Regions from separate parts of the Homo sapiens genome. Here region 1 is linked to region 2. Evidence: chromatin loops called from intact Hi-C (ENCODE). Cell type or tissue: ascending aorta. All regions are shown on one strand. Each heading gives the region's core, and the rest is flanking DNA. Links, peaks and the distances in the headings are about the cores only.

The links. A loop is a pair of places that touch in the nucleus more often than their neighbours do. Peaks named below come from ENCODE experiments on the same cell type or tissue, not always from the same donor. Only the 100,000 strongest peaks of a DNase experiment are listed, where the experiment ranks them.
Region 1: a loop joins it to region 2, with 2.3 times the contacts of the local background. A loop is called at or near these places in 1 of 110 quality-filtered maps.

Annotation. Positions count from the first base shown.
Region 1 is chr17:12,297,128-12,305,466 of GRCh38, reverse strand. No RefSeq gene overlaps it. Among named protein-coding and RNA genes, the nearest start is that of MIR744, 220 kb to the right of the region's middle. In ascending aorta, for the core only: no CTCF peak of the experiment used is centred there; DNase peaks (open chromatin) are centred at 2,491 and 3,745; H3K27ac peaks cover 3,224 bases.
Region 2 is chr17:12,410,797-12,419,135 of GRCh38, reverse strand. No RefSeq gene overlaps it. Among named protein-coding and RNA genes, the nearest start is that of LINC00670, 140 kb to the left of the region's middle. In ascending aorta, for the core only: no CTCF peak of the experiment used is centred there; a DNase peak (open chromatin) is centred at 3,865; H3K27ac peaks cover 955 bases.

The DNA.
Region 1 (8,339 bases), core at 209-8,208, 110 kb after region 2:
TGTTGTGGGGTGGGGGCAGGGGGGAGGGATAGCATTAGGAGATATACCTAATGCTAAATGATGAGTTAATGGGTGCAGCACACCAGCATGGCACATGTATGCATATGTAACTAACCTGCACATTGTGCACATGTACCCTAAAACTTTAATAATAATAATAAAAAAGGAGATCTGAACTTTAAAAAAAAAGAAACCCTTTCCTATTTTGATATCATAAAGATATTCTCTTACATTTTAGTCTCAAATTTTTAAAGTTTTGCTCTTAACATTTATATTTTAATGCCCCAGGAAGACATTTATTTTATCTATAATGTGAGATAATAAACTTAATTTTACAGGGATAAGCAATTGTACCAGCTTCACATATTCTGTCACCCATCACTTTTCCTAATGATTAGTAATGTCACCTCTACAATAAATTAAATTTCCATTAAAAAAGAAAGTTATTGAATAAGAATACTAAATATTATAAAGATTTCAAATATTTCTAATCTATAGTAATTGCAGATGTTACAAATAGGTTTTCAAAACAATAGAGAAATTTATTCTAAAATGTATATAGATAAATAAACATCCAATGATATTTGGGGCATTTATGAAATAAGGAAAAATGGGAGCCAGTACTACCACACTGAAAAAATATTAAAAGCTGCAGTAATTGCAATGATGTGACACTCATGATTGAATAGACAATAAATCAATGGAAAATATAAAGGAGTCCACCAATAAACCCCCAAATATTTGGGAGTTTCATAAATAATAAAGATAACACAACAAGTCAGTGAAAAAGAAAACTGGCCATTCACCAAGTGGTATTCATAACCAATTAGGGAAAGAGAAAAAAGATCCCTACCTCACTCCCAATACTAAAATAAATTTAGGTATCACAGATTTAAACTTTGACAAACTAGAAAAAGTACTAAAGAACACATGCGAACATTTTTTTAAATAATCCTACACTGAGAAAGACTTTTCTAATTATGACCATCCCCCTCCCAAAAGCCAAGAAGCCCCAAAAGAAAAGATTGATAAATTTGACTTCATCAAAATGAAAAGCTCTAAAACATACATGTCAGAAGTTCTGAATGGGGCTACAGGCAACCTCAAATGACATGACATGCTGGGGCAAAACTGTTGAAACATGTCTCAGACAAAGGGAGAAATCCCTTTCTCAATGAACGACACACACAAATCATGGATGAGAAAATACAAATGCTTTTAAACATGTGCAACTCAATTATAATAAAAAATGCAAAAACATAAAGAAAAATAAATGCAGAAATATAAAATCTTAAGATACCATTTCTCCTCTATCAGACAGGAAAAAATGAACCTTGGCAGCATGCTATGTTGGTAGGCATGGGTGTTACCATAGGTATTGGCACAGGTGTGGGAAAACAGATATACTCCAACCTTAGTGGTGGTAGAATACATTGGTACAGCCTCCATGGAGGGCAGTATGGATCCTAACACAATGACAACTACACATTCCCCTCGTTCCAGCAATTCAAATTACTCAGGTGTGAAATTATGTAGTCAGTCAACACCCCAGAGTACAAATATTTATGTGTTTATCAGGCATTGTTATAATTGCTAAAGATACAGCAGGAAGCACAACAAAATCCTTCCTCTTTTCATGGAAGAAACCTTTGGTGAGGGGCAGACAATAAACAAAAGAGACCCAAAAAAAAATAAATTCTGGTTCATACAAACAATGGAATACTCTAAAGCTGTTTCAGAAAATGAAGCAGTTGTATACATATTGATATGAAATGAATTCCAAGATATAACAGGGTAACAAGCAAGGTGCAGAACCATGTGTATATTTGGGTAATATCATGTGCTATTTGGGTAAAAATTTTCCTTATGCACGTGCATGTACACACACACACACAAAGCACACATAAGAAGCTGGAAATAAGAGCTGTCTTTGGGTGGCTGGAGGGTCAGGATGGAAAGGAGTGTTATATTTTGCTGTGTACCCTTTTGTACCTTTGGAATTATGTGCCATGTACATGTATTAAATATAAAGTAATGCATGAAAACAGCTGCCAAAAATATAAATAAACAAAGATGTTTGGGTGGATATATGCCCAAACAATAGTTAAATCTGAGTATACTATTATACTAAATAATAGAAACTTCAAAAAGCATTAAAAAAATGGAAATCTACAATATAATAAGTGCTCTGTGTTTCTTATTAAATTCATGCTTGCAAAATTACTGTTTGACTTCTAGTCATATTTTGTTGTGGATTCCCTATTTTTCCTTCTCTGGGTCAATTTTCAGCAGAGAAGCTTTCAGCATCTGGGCACTAAAATGTGATGTAGTCTACACATGGCCACTTTAGTGTCCCCACAGAGCATCGGCTGACTCTTAATTTGCTGGGTGCTTTATTTATTCCATGTCTTTCAGAAGGACCAGTGTGGATTGAGGGGCTGCCTGTGCTTCTCAACTGTTTCTTTCCCAACACCTGCTGGTCTACTTCTTCTCCCCTGGAACAGCTCCATTCCTAGTTATGCAATGTTTTTCTGTCAACGTCATTGGGACTCTGCCAGTCCCAGTGGTTTCTAATGAGTCCTTCATAATCATCAGATAAATCACTGTTAGGGCCTGAATGTTTATGTCTCCCCAAAATTCGTTTGTTGAATTCCTAACCTCCAGTTCCTCAAATCTGATGGTATTTGGAGATGGGGCTTCAGGGAGGTAATTAGGGTTAATTGAGGTTATGAGGATGGGGCCCTCATGTGATGGGACTGGTGCCCTTATCAGAAGAGACACCAGAGAACTTGCTGCTTCTCTTCACAGGCACACAAAAAAGGAGATGATAGGAACACACAGCAAGATGGCGCAGCCTACAAGCCAAGAGAAGGAGCTTCAGGATGAAATCTACCTTGCTCACACCTTGATCTTGGACTTCCCAGCCTCCAGAACTGTGAGAAATAAATGGCTGTTGTTTAAGCCACACAGTCTGTGGTATTTTGTTATGGGAACTTTAGCAGACTAATTCAGTCCCACTTTTTATCTCAGGGGGCCAGGCCCTCCTAAAACACAACTTACTCTGGAGATCTGAAGATGGATGGTGGTGATGGTTGCCAGACAATGTGAATGAACTTCATGCCTCTGAACTGCACCCTTAAAAATGATGAAAATGGGCCAGGCCAGTGGCTCACGCCTGTAATCCCAGCACTTTGGGAGGCCGAGGCAGGCGGATCACAAGGTAAGGAGATCGAGACCATCCTGGCTAACATGGTGAAACCCCGTCTCTACTAAAAATACAAAAAAATTTGCCGGGCGTAGTGGCAGGCGCCTGTAGTCCCAGCTACTCTGGAGACCGAGAAGGAGAATGGCGTGACCCGGGAGGCGGAGCTTGCAGTGAGCCGAGATCACGCCACTGCACTCCAGCCTGGGCGACAGAGCAAGACTCGTCTCCAAAAATATAAAAATTTAAAAAATAAATTATGAAAATGGTCAATTTTATGCTACACGTTTTACTACAATTAAAAAAAAAGACCGCAGCCAACTCATTTTAAACTCAATTACCTCAGCCCACTTTCTTCCCAGCTTGCCCAAAAGACAGACATATCTACAGCCTCTCCATGGAATAGGATACTACAGGAAAGATGCTCACCACATAGTTATTTATTGTTTGAAAATAGAACTGTGAAAAAATTTGTAGGCATGGGGAGGGGTGCAGGGTGACTAAACTGTCACACTGTCAGTTAATAACCCCCAGGGATGCTGGAGGCTATTTTAAAACGTTGTATTCAGAGCCCTGGAAGAGTTTGTGATGACGATCAAAAATACTAGACGCTTGAAAAAACAAAATCCTGGGCTTGCTGACTAGCAAAGGCAAAGACGCTAGAATAGCAGGCTTCAGAAACATAAGGAGAAAGAGAAGGATGGGGAAGGCTGCAAAACGGAGAGGCTAACAGGGAGGGCCTTGAAGAAAGAGCCTCCGAAAACTCATCCTCCCCTGAAGTCTGAGAGCTATCACCATGATATTAGCTGGGCTTCACGTGAAATAAATTTCTAGTCTGTGTCTAGATTCCCTGATCCTTTTGGTGATTTGTTGTATCCGTTGTTCACGTTCTTTGTTTGTTTGTTTTGAGATGGCGTCTCACTCTGTCGCCCAGGCTGAAGTGCAGTGGTGCGATCTCGGCTCACTGCAAGCTCCGCCTCCCGGGTTCACGCCATTCTCCTGCCTCAGCCTCCCGAGTAGATATATGTTTTCCCAAATGGCATTTACATGGCTCCCCGGTCATAGAAGATCGGTGGATCCTAGCTTCTGGTAAAAATCCCCATTCCACAGTGTGCCATTCTGTATTAGTCAGGTTCTCTAGAGGGACAGAACTAATGGGAGATATATATATATATATATATATATGTTTATTATTAACTCACAGGATCACAAGGTCCCAGCCGTCTGCAGGCTGAGGAGCAAGGAGAGCCAGTCCGAGTTCCAAAACTGAAGAACCTGGAGTCCGACGTTCGAGGGCAGGAAGCATGAGCACGGGAGAAAGATGTAGGCTGGGAAACTAGGCCAGTCTCTCTTTTCACATTTTTCTGCCTTTTTATATTCTAGCTGTGCTGGCAGCTGATTAGATTGTGCCCACCCAGACCCAGGGTGGGTCTGCATTTCCCAGCCAACTGATCAAATGTTAATCTCCTTTGGCAACGCCCTCACAGGCACAGCCAGGATCAATACTTTGTATCCTTCAATCCAGTCAAGCTGACATCAGTATTAACCATCACACCTTCTCTGATTCATTTCTGCGGTGAGATAGAATAAAGATGCATGGGATTCAGAAACTGAAGACGGAGGCTCACGCTGGGCCTGGCTTGCTGGCTCCTGTGCAATGTGTATATGGAAGAAAATTGTGGTAGGAGTGAATATTGTCACTGTTATGTAGGCCATGCAGCTTCTCTGAACCTCAGCATCTTCAGCTATGAAATGCAGATAATACTGGGTAATATGCCACACCCATTGTGGTTATGAGGATTACATGAGACGAGGTGCATTGCAGGAGAAAATCTTGAAATAGTCATCTTGGTGCCCTCCTTTCTACACACTCCTATTTCCCTTGAGGAAAGTAGCAGTATAGGTATGAAAATGAGAAGACCCAGAAACAGTCAGTGCTCGAAATTGTGACTTCCACAACAGGCAAGAGAATGCAAAGTTTATAAACACATAGAGGAAAAAACTACCCTGGTCTCAGCCCCTGCTCCCAGGGAGGTTTGGGAAGCCTCACTTGGAGTAGGAGATGGGGGTAGGGAAGAGGAGGAACGTGGAAGATGGACATTACTTTGTAAAATGCACTTTGTTACTGAAAAATATAGACCGTTAAGTTACAGGATACAAATTCTTTAACTTAGCACCATTAAAGTTAAAATTGATGCCAAAGGCCACCAAATTTATAATACCAGAAGATTGAGAAAGGTGGAGCTATTTTGGCATGAAGCTCCGAAAATATAACGTACTGAGCCATTTTGCCTTGTTACATAGATAATGGTAAAGGCAAGACATTCACCTTGAACTTACAAAGAATTTAAACAGTAAGCCAAGTCCTGTGAAGGCTCTTTCTTGCCATATTTATACTTTATTCTGTGTCTTGTCATCATAAAATTCAGTAGTTTGTTTACAAGAAACTTTCCTGTGAAATTCTACTTTAACTACTGTACAATGGTTGCTTGTTATATTTTCATTATCCCTCATTCTATATTTGTTTACCTGTTTGAGGTAAGAAATAGCATTTATTTATGAGTTACAATTAATTCAAACAGATCCTTACAAGGTGGGGGGGGAAATCTCTTCTTTTTATTTCTACTATAATAGAATTTTTTTAAATGCAACATGGAATCTTGGTATTTCCAACAAATGTATAGTGTAAATATTACTTTTATTAATTTTAAAGTCAGTAAATCATGTGTAATATCTGCAGTATGGTTTTCAAAAATTATTAAGCTCTTAATTTTAATGACAGCATAAGGTACCTCCCATCAGTATGATACTTGGCTATTTATAGAGCAAATAAAGAAAACTTATGTAAGCTAAAATTTCCACCTAAGACTTAAGAAAGGTGAGAACCAAAAGAACTGGTTGAGAAAAGAATTAGCAAGTGCTGGGCAAGGTATGGGGGAAACGCTTGGTGAAGCAACCAATCTAAGCCAATCTGGCATCCAGGGATGATAGATCCTTGTTATACAGGCTGGTGGTTGGAGAAAGTGATATAATCTTTCCATTCCCTGCAACCTTACTACCAGTTCTAATCAAGTCTCAGACAAAATGTGACATCTCTATTAGCAAGCAGGCATAAACCGTAAGTTTCCGTAGCTTGGGAAAGGCAGTCTCAGGTGCCCCCAACCAGTCCCTTGCAGAACAAGCTCCCTTGGAAGAGGATGAAGAAGTGTTCACAGGCCCAGGTAGGCAGGGAAGGTAGCAGGGCCGCCATTGATATAGACAGGTGTAGGGCCAGTGCTGCACAACTGGCAGGACTGGCATAGACTTCAGAGTTAGCTAGTTCCTTCTACCTTATTTGTGCAAGATTGGTGGACACTGTTGTACTGCTTCTCCTTAATCATATAACTTAAACACCATTAATATCATCACTCTAAAACTACTTCTATTTTTATAGTAATTTGACAAACCTAGTATTAATTCATACTAGAATATTTCACAGGCTAATAGCCCCTAAGAAGTCAAATAGAAATAACTCACTCTTACATATCACAATATTTATGCTAAAATATTTTTACATGACACAGTTATACTACTAATAAAGCCATTGTTTCATATCAAGTGAATAAGTGAGGGGTCACAATAATTAATAAAAAGCTGACATTTAGTAAGCACTACCCATGTACTAAGTATCGTACTAAGGATTTGCTTTATCTTATTTGATAATTTCAACAACTCCGTGACTTGTGTGGAGTTATCTCCATTTTGCCAATGAGGAAACTGAGGCATAGAGAGATTAAGAAACTCACCTGAGGTCACCTAGTTAACTACAGTGAAAGACACAATTCAAATCTAGGTTTGCTTAACACCAAAGCACACACTATTTGGGAAAGGAAAGGCACTTTCGATGTTAAACGGAGTAGTTTGAGTTTAGACCCTTGACCAAGCCATGTACAGAAGCAGCAAAACCTTTCTACCATAAGTAGGGAAAATGTGCAGAAATCTGCCCAGATGTTAGATGTGGAGGACAACTAGAAGAGTGATTCAAGAATTCAGACTCCGAGAGTTAAAAGGGATCTAGGGATCCCTCATTTTACAAGAAACTAAAGACTAGGAAGGGAAGCATTAATGATGCCGAAGAAATTAACAAAGGTTCCTGACTTACTAGGTCAATTAATTCATTTTCAATATGTTGTGGTTTAGGCTGCACTGGGCAATAGAATGCCTGTGATCCTGTGATGAGTGGGGGATGTGGCTTTTCTCCCCTATCCACTGAGGACAGAGAGGAAATCTGGTTTTTTATTACTTGCCCCTAAAGCAAATATCAGAAACAAACCAACCAGTAAATGCTGAACAAATGATTGCATATTTTTCATTAACCTTTAAATGGTATCTATCACAGTTAGATGGTGGAAGACTTTACTTTCTATGCTGCCATGTATTACGTGTACAGACACACACAAACAGCAAGCGCCAAAGGAAGGCATAGGAGAGGAACTTACCTGAGTCTGAGAAGGGGGCCTGAGTCCTAGCGAGAGGGTGACCTTTTAGTGACCCTTAAAGAATATGCAGGAGTTACACAGGTGATCCAGGTAGAGGGATGAATGACATATATTAGAGGGTAAGTGTTCTGGGAAGAGATGATGGTTAAAACACAAAATGGGCTGGGTGCAGTGGGATTACGCCTGTAATCCCAGCACTTTGGGAGGCCGAGGGGGGCTGATTGCCTGAGCTCGGGAGTTCGCGACCAGCCTGAGCAACATGGTGAAACCCCGTCTCTATTAAAATACAAAAAAGTTGGGCGTGATGGCATGAGCCTGTACTTTCAGCTACTTGGGAGGCTAAGGCAGGAGAATTGCTTGAACCCGGGAGGCAGAGGTTGCAGTGAGCCGAGATCACACCACTGCACTCCAGCCTGGGTGACAGAGCGAGACTCCGTCTCAAAAAAAAAAAAAAGAAAGAAAGAAAAAGGAAAACACACAAAATGGCCAAGATTCTGGCGTATCTTGGGTTTGAATCTAGGAAGTTGAAACTTGTGGTGTAAGTTAGAGGAGCACAGAAGGGGTTCGGAGAATGGTCATGGGAAGATCTTATGATATCAAATTTGTCACTTCTACAATCCTAGATTTTTTGGAAGCAGAAAGGTTTGCCCTAGGGTGTG
Region 2 (8,339 bases), core at 320-8,319:
TGAGAAGTTCAATAAATTTAATAAACCTCCAGCCAGACTTATCAACTTTTGGGGTGAAGGGGATGCAAACGAAAGATATTAGAAATGAGAGATCAGTAAAAATGAGACCTCACTAAAAATTATACAGAAAGTAAAAGGATGATAAATGCTTATTGTGAACCACCTTATGGCAATAAATTTGAGAACTTAGAAAAATAGGCAAATTCCCTGAAAAACATATAACTAATGTTTGCTTAAGAAGAGAAAGAGAACCTGAATAGATAATCCTGTATCTATTTTTTAAAGTTGAATTTGTAGTTTAAAACCTTCTAACAAAAAACCCTCCAGCCTCAGGCAGCTTCCCTAGTGAAGTCTCCCAAACATTAATAAGAAATAATACCAGTTAGAATAAACTTTTAAAGAATAGGGAAGAGAAGGAATGCTTCCCAACCCATTTTATGAGGCCAGCATTACTTTGACATCAAATCCAGGCAAAGATATTACAAGAATAAAAAAACCACATACATGCAAATTTTCTAAACAAAATCTTAGCAAATTCAATTCAACAATATATAAAAAGCATAATAAATCATGATCAAGTAGGGATTATTCCAGGCATGTAAGTTTAGTTTAACATTCCAAACAATCAACTAATAGTCTTAAAAAGAAAAAAAAAAAGCAAGATGATCATCTGCAAAGATAGAGAACAAGCACTTGATAAAATACAGCACCCATTCCTGATGAAAACACTCAGCAAACTAAGAATAGAAGAGAGCTTAGCCTGATAAAAGGAATCTATGAAAACCTACAAGCCACACACACTTACACAAGTACATACTTTATGATTTCATTTACATAAGATTCTGGAAAATAGAAACTAATTTACAGGGACATGAAGCAAATCAGTGGTTGCCTGGAGCTGGGGTCAGGTAGGGTTTTGAGTGGGGTTTTGAGGACCATGACAAAACTTTTGGGAATGATGGATATGCTCATTATCTTGATCATGATGATAATTTCACGGGGGTATAATTTGGTGTCATCTCATGGTGTGAGATGATTTGCATGTCTGTCCTCTCCAAATCGCAGGTTGAAATGTGATTCATAATGTTGGAGGTGAGGCCTCGTGGGAGGTGATCGGATCATGGAGGTGGAACCCTCATGAATGGCCTAGCACCATCTCCTGGGTGATGAGTGAGTTCTTACTCAGTTACTACATGTGAGATCTGGTTGTTTAAAGAGTCTGGGACCTCCTCCCTCTCTCTCTTGCTCCCGCTCTCACTGTGTGACATACTGGTTCCCTGTCCCCTTCCGCCATGATTGCAAGCTTCCTGAGGCCCCACCAGAAGCAGATGCCAGCACCATTCTTCATGTAAGGCATGCAGAACTGTGGGCCAAATAAACATGTTTTCTTTATACACTACCCAGCCTAAGGTATTTACTTACAGCAATGCAAGAATAGCCTAACACAATATGTCAAAACATATCAAATTGTGTATTTCAAATATGTTGTTTATTGCATGTCAATTATACCTCCATAAAGCCATTTTTTAAATCCTTCAAAAGTTTAACATTGCTTTTAGAATAAAACTCAAAGTGTCCTCATGGCTCTACATGACCAAGTGCCTACTAATTTTCAAGCTAATCTTCTACCACTCACAAATGGCCCAGAAAAACTGCTGATCAAATGTGCAAAGCTATTTCCTGCCCCAGGTCCTTTGCACTTGCTTCTCTCGCTGCATGGTGTGCTCATTCTCCAGCACCTTATTTAGTTGGCTCTGTCATATTTTCCAAGTCACAGTTCAAATACCAGGTCTTAGAGACCTTTTCTAATCCTTTATATGTTAAATAGATCCCTCCCAGATACTCTTGTCTGCTATTGCCTTATTTATCACTTTTACAGTACTTACACATTCTTTATCTTTTTAGTCCTTTGTTTGCTTGTTTATTCTTTATTTCCCCCAGGAGAATGTAAGCTCCTGGAGGGCAGAAATCCACTCTGTCTCATTCATGCCTCTACCCCTAGGAACCAGCACAGTGTCTGGCATAAAGTACATTCTCAACACATACTTACTTACGAATTAGGGAATGAGAGCAATGAACTGGGAAGAAATTGAAAGAGAATTCATGGAAAAAGTGACATGGAAGCCCAGCTTGGGAAGAATTGATATTAGGAAGGCATAGGGTGAATAGGTGGCCCTTGGCATTGACAGATGCAGGTTCATTCCAGCTTGAGCCTTATAATTATGCAATTCTGGATGAGATATTTTAAATCATCTGTTTCCCTATTTATAAAATAGGGCTGCAAGTAACTATTTTAGAGGGTTACTGTGAGAAACGAATGATGTATATGTAAAGATATGTGTTGCAGTGCCTGGAGTGTGGTAGCGACTCAACAAATGAGTTCTATTTTCTTTCCCAATTTCAGCCAGAAAAACATCAAGGGGAAAATCATGTTTACAAGAAAGGGCATGAAATATGTTATGCACTAAATGTTTGTGTCTTCTCTAAATTCATTTAGTTCCTAACTCCCAGTGCAATGGTATTTGGAGGTGGGGCTTTGGGAAGTGGTTCCATCATGTGGGTCAAACCCTCATGAATGGAGCTAACGTCCTTGTAAAAGAGGACTGAGGGCTGAATGCGGTGGCTCATGCCTGTAATCCCAGCCCTTTGGGAGGTTGAGGTGGGTGGATCACCTGAGGTCAGGAGTTTGAGACCAGCTTAGCCAACATGGCAAAACCCCGTCTCTATTAAAAATACAGAAAAATTAGCCAGGTGTGTTGGTGGGTACCTGTAATCCCAGCTACTTGGGAAGCTGAGGCAAGAGAATTGCTTGGATCTGGGAGGTGGAGGTTTCAGTGAGCCGAGATCATGCCATTGCACTCCAGCCTGGGCAGCAGAGTGAGACTCTATCTCCAAAAAAAAAAAAAGGAGGACTTAGGGAGCTCATTGTCCCCTTCCACCATGTGAGGACACAGTGAGAAGACAGTGGGTCATCTGTGAACAAGGAAGCAGGTCCTCACCAGACACCAAATCACCTGCAGCCTCAATCCTGGACTCCTCAGCCTTCAGAACCGTGGGAAAGAAATGTTTGCTGTTTAAGTTACCCAGTCTATGATACTTTTGTTATAGCAGCTAGAATAGGCTAAGACAACATATTTGGAGGATCATGAGAAAGTTGAAAAATTTAGGATTATAGCTGAGAGAAATGGAAGTCAAAACTGGAAATGCCCCCAAAGCACCAAGCCATTCTGGACTTCAATCTGTGGATCACAGGAAACCATGAAGAATGGGGTGAGGTAGGGAAGAATTAGGCTGGGGTGATCTCAATTATAAGAGTAACTCTAGTAGCTGTGTGACTAAGAAAGTAAAAGGAGGTGAAGCCTGAGGGAGATTGGAAGCAGAGAGAAGAGTCAGAATGATTTCAGTTGTCTAGATTTTAGAGTGATGAAGGGGAGAGCTATAAATTCTGACTAACATCCTAGAACCTCCCCGCCACATGTCTTCTACCTTAGCCATCACCACCTACCTCTCTTAGCATTTCCCAAATAACTCTCAGCATCAAAGCTGAAACTGTGAATTAGGACAGAAAGCTTTTTACCACTGGTAGAAGACAAAATCAAAATAGCAGACCAGGAAAACATTTGAATGGCCAGGAACTTTTGATGTAATTTTTCATACCCAGAGGTTACTGATGACAGCCATGGAGAACTTCCATTCTCTGATTAAGGAGTAAGAGAAAAGAGTGAAATGTTTAAAATCCCCAAGACTACCAAGACACAAAACAAGAGAGTTGGCAGCAGAGACCCAAGGAGTCAAGCCTAGTAAAGAACAAGTGGATAAACTGGTTAATAAAGGACTTAGCATCGGAACATAGAAACCATGGGGTTGAAGGTTGTGAGTCAGGCTTTCCTAGCAACCCTGTTAAACAGGGACATTCCATAACAATGGACTCAACAGAGCGCTGACTAGTAGACCTGGAGGTGGGGTTTCACTATTCAGGAGCAGAGATAGAGAAGCCCTCTTGACAAATAAATACAAATAAGACTTTGCTGGAATTTACTCCCAATAGAACTACTGGGGAGACTGAAATTTTTAAGTTTGAGTTCACGAGACTTGCCCATCAGGGGCTGTGTACGTCTTTCAAGGTGGCATTAGTATTTCTGACCAGCCACCACCAGGAGATCGTTGAACTTACTTGTGCAAGAGCATCAAAAGTGCAGTTTGATAAGAACACCAATGGCCTGGAGGCTGATTTAGTAGGTCTGGAATAGAGCCTGACATCTGAATTTTAAATAAGTCCCTCAGGTTATATTTGATGTACTGCCAGGTTTGAGGACCGCTGATATAGATCATGGCTTTGTCCAAACAGAGAGATTTTACACAGGCATAGAAAACCAAGTGTTAGAGAGTCTAGCCTGATTTTTCTTTACATTTGTAAGGAGAAACATCATACTTAATGCCTGTCTTGCATATATAACTTTAAATATTTGTAGTGACATCGTTTAAATGAAGATCATTAAAAACCTAGGTATACTAAAATCATTGAAGAATTCTTCTTACTTTTCCTTAACTCTTAAAAAATGTGTTATGTGATGCTAGAGTGGAAGTTTTGATTGTGGAACTTGGAGGAGATAGAAAAGATACCCAGGAATGTTCCAGGGGGAGCATTTCCAAAGCTCTTCTCCAAAGAAATGGAAAAATATTTCCTGAGAAAGAAATGTCTTTCTGTTGAAGTTCATTGCCCACCAAGAGGGCACCTGTGGGTGGCGCTTCCTTCTAAACACAAGCCTAGTGAGAGAGGGCGAAATGGTTAACTTTTCGCAGCATGCTTTTCAATTCCAACCACCTCCTCTCCAGAAACCTCAAACTCAGGGCCAACATTCCCCTCTCCTAACCATCCCAGGGCCAGGTCCCAGACATCTGGGGATGGCCCCTACGCCCCAGAGTCCACTGAAATTATTCAAACCACGAAATCCTAAACCTGCTCACCCTACCTAGCCCATTTCCCGACGGAAACCACAAGAAAGGCAGGCTCCTGCCCATATGCCCCCCTGTCCCTCTGCCTCCTGACCAGCCTCAAACCTCCTGACCGGGTTTAAGATGTACTTCCTGTAGGTAGGCAGCACCACGGCCCAGAATCACACAGGGAAAGGCAAAGCGGCGAGTGGCAGCAGTGGCGAGGTCAACATCTAGAAGTGACTGGGCTTCTCCCCAAAGGAAAGGGATCACCTATAGGTCTTAAATAAGAATGCTGTCCTAGAAAAAAATCATGGCACTTGCAGCAACTTGGAGGGAATTGGAGACAATTATTCTAAGTGAAGTACTCTGGAATGGAAAACCAAACATCGTATGTTCTCACTCACAAGTAGGAGCTAAGCTATGGGGATGCAAAGGCATAAGAATGATACAGTGGACTTTGGGTACTTGAGGGCAAGAGTGGGAGGCGGGTGAGGGATAAAAGATTACACTTTGGGTAAAGTGTACCCTGCTCAGGTGATGGGTACACCAAAATCTCAGAAATCACCACTAAAGACCGGGCGCGGTGGCTCATGCCTGTAATCCCAGCACTTTGGGAGGTTGAGGAAGGCGGATTGTCTGAGTTCAGGAGTTCAAGACCAGCCTGGGCAACACAGTGAAACTCCGTCTCTACTAAAATACAAAAAAATTAGCTGGGTGTGGTGGCATGAAGCTGTAGTCCCAGCTACTCAGGAGGCTGAGGCAGGAGAATTGCTTGAACCCAGGAAGCGGAGGTTGCAGTGAGCTGAGATTGCGCCACTGCACTCCAGCCTGGGTGACAGAGCGAGACTCCATTTCCAAAAAAAAAAAAAAAAATTCAAAAAATTAGCTGGGCATGGTGGCGGGCACTTGTAATCCTAGCTACTCAGGAGGCTGAGGCAGGAGAATCGCTTGAACCTGGGAGGCGGAGTTTGCAGTGAGCCGAGATCGTGCCATTACACTCCAGCCCAGGCAACAATGCGAGACTTCATCTCAAAAAAAAAAAAAAAATCAACACTAAAGAACTTATTCATGTAACAACAACAACAACAAAGAATGCTGTCCTAGAGCTATTTTAAATCCTGCACTAGAAGACTGCCTGAAAGAGTTCCACAGAGTAAATGTTGTGCAGAGAGGACAACCAGAAATCCAGGGGCTGAGGGTGTCCCCCAGAGGGACAGCCAAAAGAGACGTCCAGGGTTTGAAGTTAGCAAGGCCCCACAGCAGCAGCATCTCTGCAGAGCCACAGATGCCCTCTTTGGAGCAAGAGCCAGCTTTTGTCCTTCTCAGGACGAGAGCAAAGCCATCTTGTGACAATATCAGTCAAGCGAGAAATCACAGTACTTCTCTCTTCCTCTCTTCCTGTGTTCCAGCCCTGGAAGGAACGAATGCTAAAGTTAGCAGGATGCTGGTAGAGATCAACCAGAAAGAAAGAAAAAGTTGACTACAACCTTCCTCCCAGGCAGCAGGTGGTCGAGTCGACTGAAGCCATTCTTAGAAAAGAGGGTGGGGGGAGGCGGGAAAGACAATGCTAAGTCAGGTTTGGAGTTTTGGTGACTACATGGAATTGGCCATTCTAATAACTGAATTCAGATTAGCATGAGAATCACAGTGCACAACCCTGGGTCTTGCCATTTTCATCCAAAGGCAAGCACAACTTTAAAGGGACGGTGAGAGTTAAAATAAAGATGCTTTCCGATTTCTTCTTACAGGAGTGCATGTTCAATGCATGTGTTATGAGAGTTTGTTCTAAACTTTGTCTTCCCTAAACTCTTTCTCCCTATTCCCTTTAAGGAAAACAAACACAAAACCTTTTTTTTTTTTTTTTTTTTTTTTTTGAGATGGCGTCTTGCTGTGTCGCCCAAGCTGGAGTGCAGTGGCACGATCTTGGCTCACTGCAACCTCCACCTGCTGGGTTCAAGCTATTCTCCTGCCTCAGCCTCCCAAGTAGCCGGGCAGGTGCGCATCACCATGCCCAGCTAATTTCTTGTACTTTTAGTAGAGACGGGGTTTCACCATGCTGGCCAGGCTGGTCTCTAACTCCTGACCTTGTGATCCGCTCACCTCAACCTCCCAAAGTACTGGGATTACAGGCGTGAGCCGCCATGCCCGGTCCTGCCTTTTTTTTTTTTTTTTTTTAACTTACCATCCTCTTCATCTCACAGTGAGAAATCCCTTAGTTTGTAGGGATGACTCTGATTCTAGAGCTGCAATAAGTAAATCAGAAACAAAAACAGAAAAATGCAAAAAATGAAATAAGTCAAAGAGAGAGTGGTTCCAAAGGCAAGGAAGCTGATACTTTCCAAAAATAAGAGTAGATATATTTTAAGTACCTGGGATCTGTTTCAGTTAGGTATGGTAAGACATGCAGACATGGAAAGGAAGACAATTTTATACTCACAGATCCCTAGAAACAAGAGCACTACACTCGACGTAAGACCACAAGGAGAAGTACCAGGGCTGGTCAGGAGGCAGAGGGACAGGGGGGCATGTGGGCAGGAGCCTTCCTTCCTTGTGGTTTCCATCGGGAAATGGGCGAGGTAAGGTGAGCAGGTTTAGGATTTGGTGGTTTGAATAACTTCAGTGAACTCTGGGGCGTAGGGGCCATCCCCAGATGTCTGGGACCTGGCCCGGGGATGGTTAGGAGAGGGGAATATTGGCCCTGAGTCTGAGGTTTCTGGAGAGGAGGTGGTTGGAATTGAAAGGCATGCTGCAGGGAAAATTATATTCTATCTCTAGGGATTGGCAAGTCCTGGAAGGAAGCATCATCCAGGCTCAGCAAGCCACAGATATCAAAGCACCAAAAACCAGAAAATAGACATGGTGAATACAATGGACAACAACATGTAATAATATCAAATGCTGCAAAGAGGACCAAGGAATAAAAAATAGGTATTGTATTTGCCAGGCAAGTAGCTGACGTGAGCCCTTTTAGGAAGTAATTCGGGCAGGGTGGTCAGGGCAGAGAGGATTAAGAAGTGGGTGAATAGTGTCTAAGATGAAACCACCGCCTTGTAAAGATATCTGCGTCCCATGTTCCTTACAGCATTATTACAATAGCCAAGATATGAAAACAATCTAAGATTCCATTGACAGGTGAATGGATCAAGAAAATGTGGTATATATAGATATATATGCAATGGAACATTTTTCAGCCTTTAAAGAAGAGACCCTGCCATTTGCCACAACATGGATGGACCTAGAGAACATTATGCTAAGTGAAATAAGCCAGACACAGAAAGAAAGATATTGCATGATCTCACTTGTACATGGAATCTTTCAAAGAAAAAAAAGAGGTCAGCCGGGCGCTGCGGCTCATGCTTGTAATCTTAGCGCTTTGGGAGGCCTAGGAGGGCGGATCACCT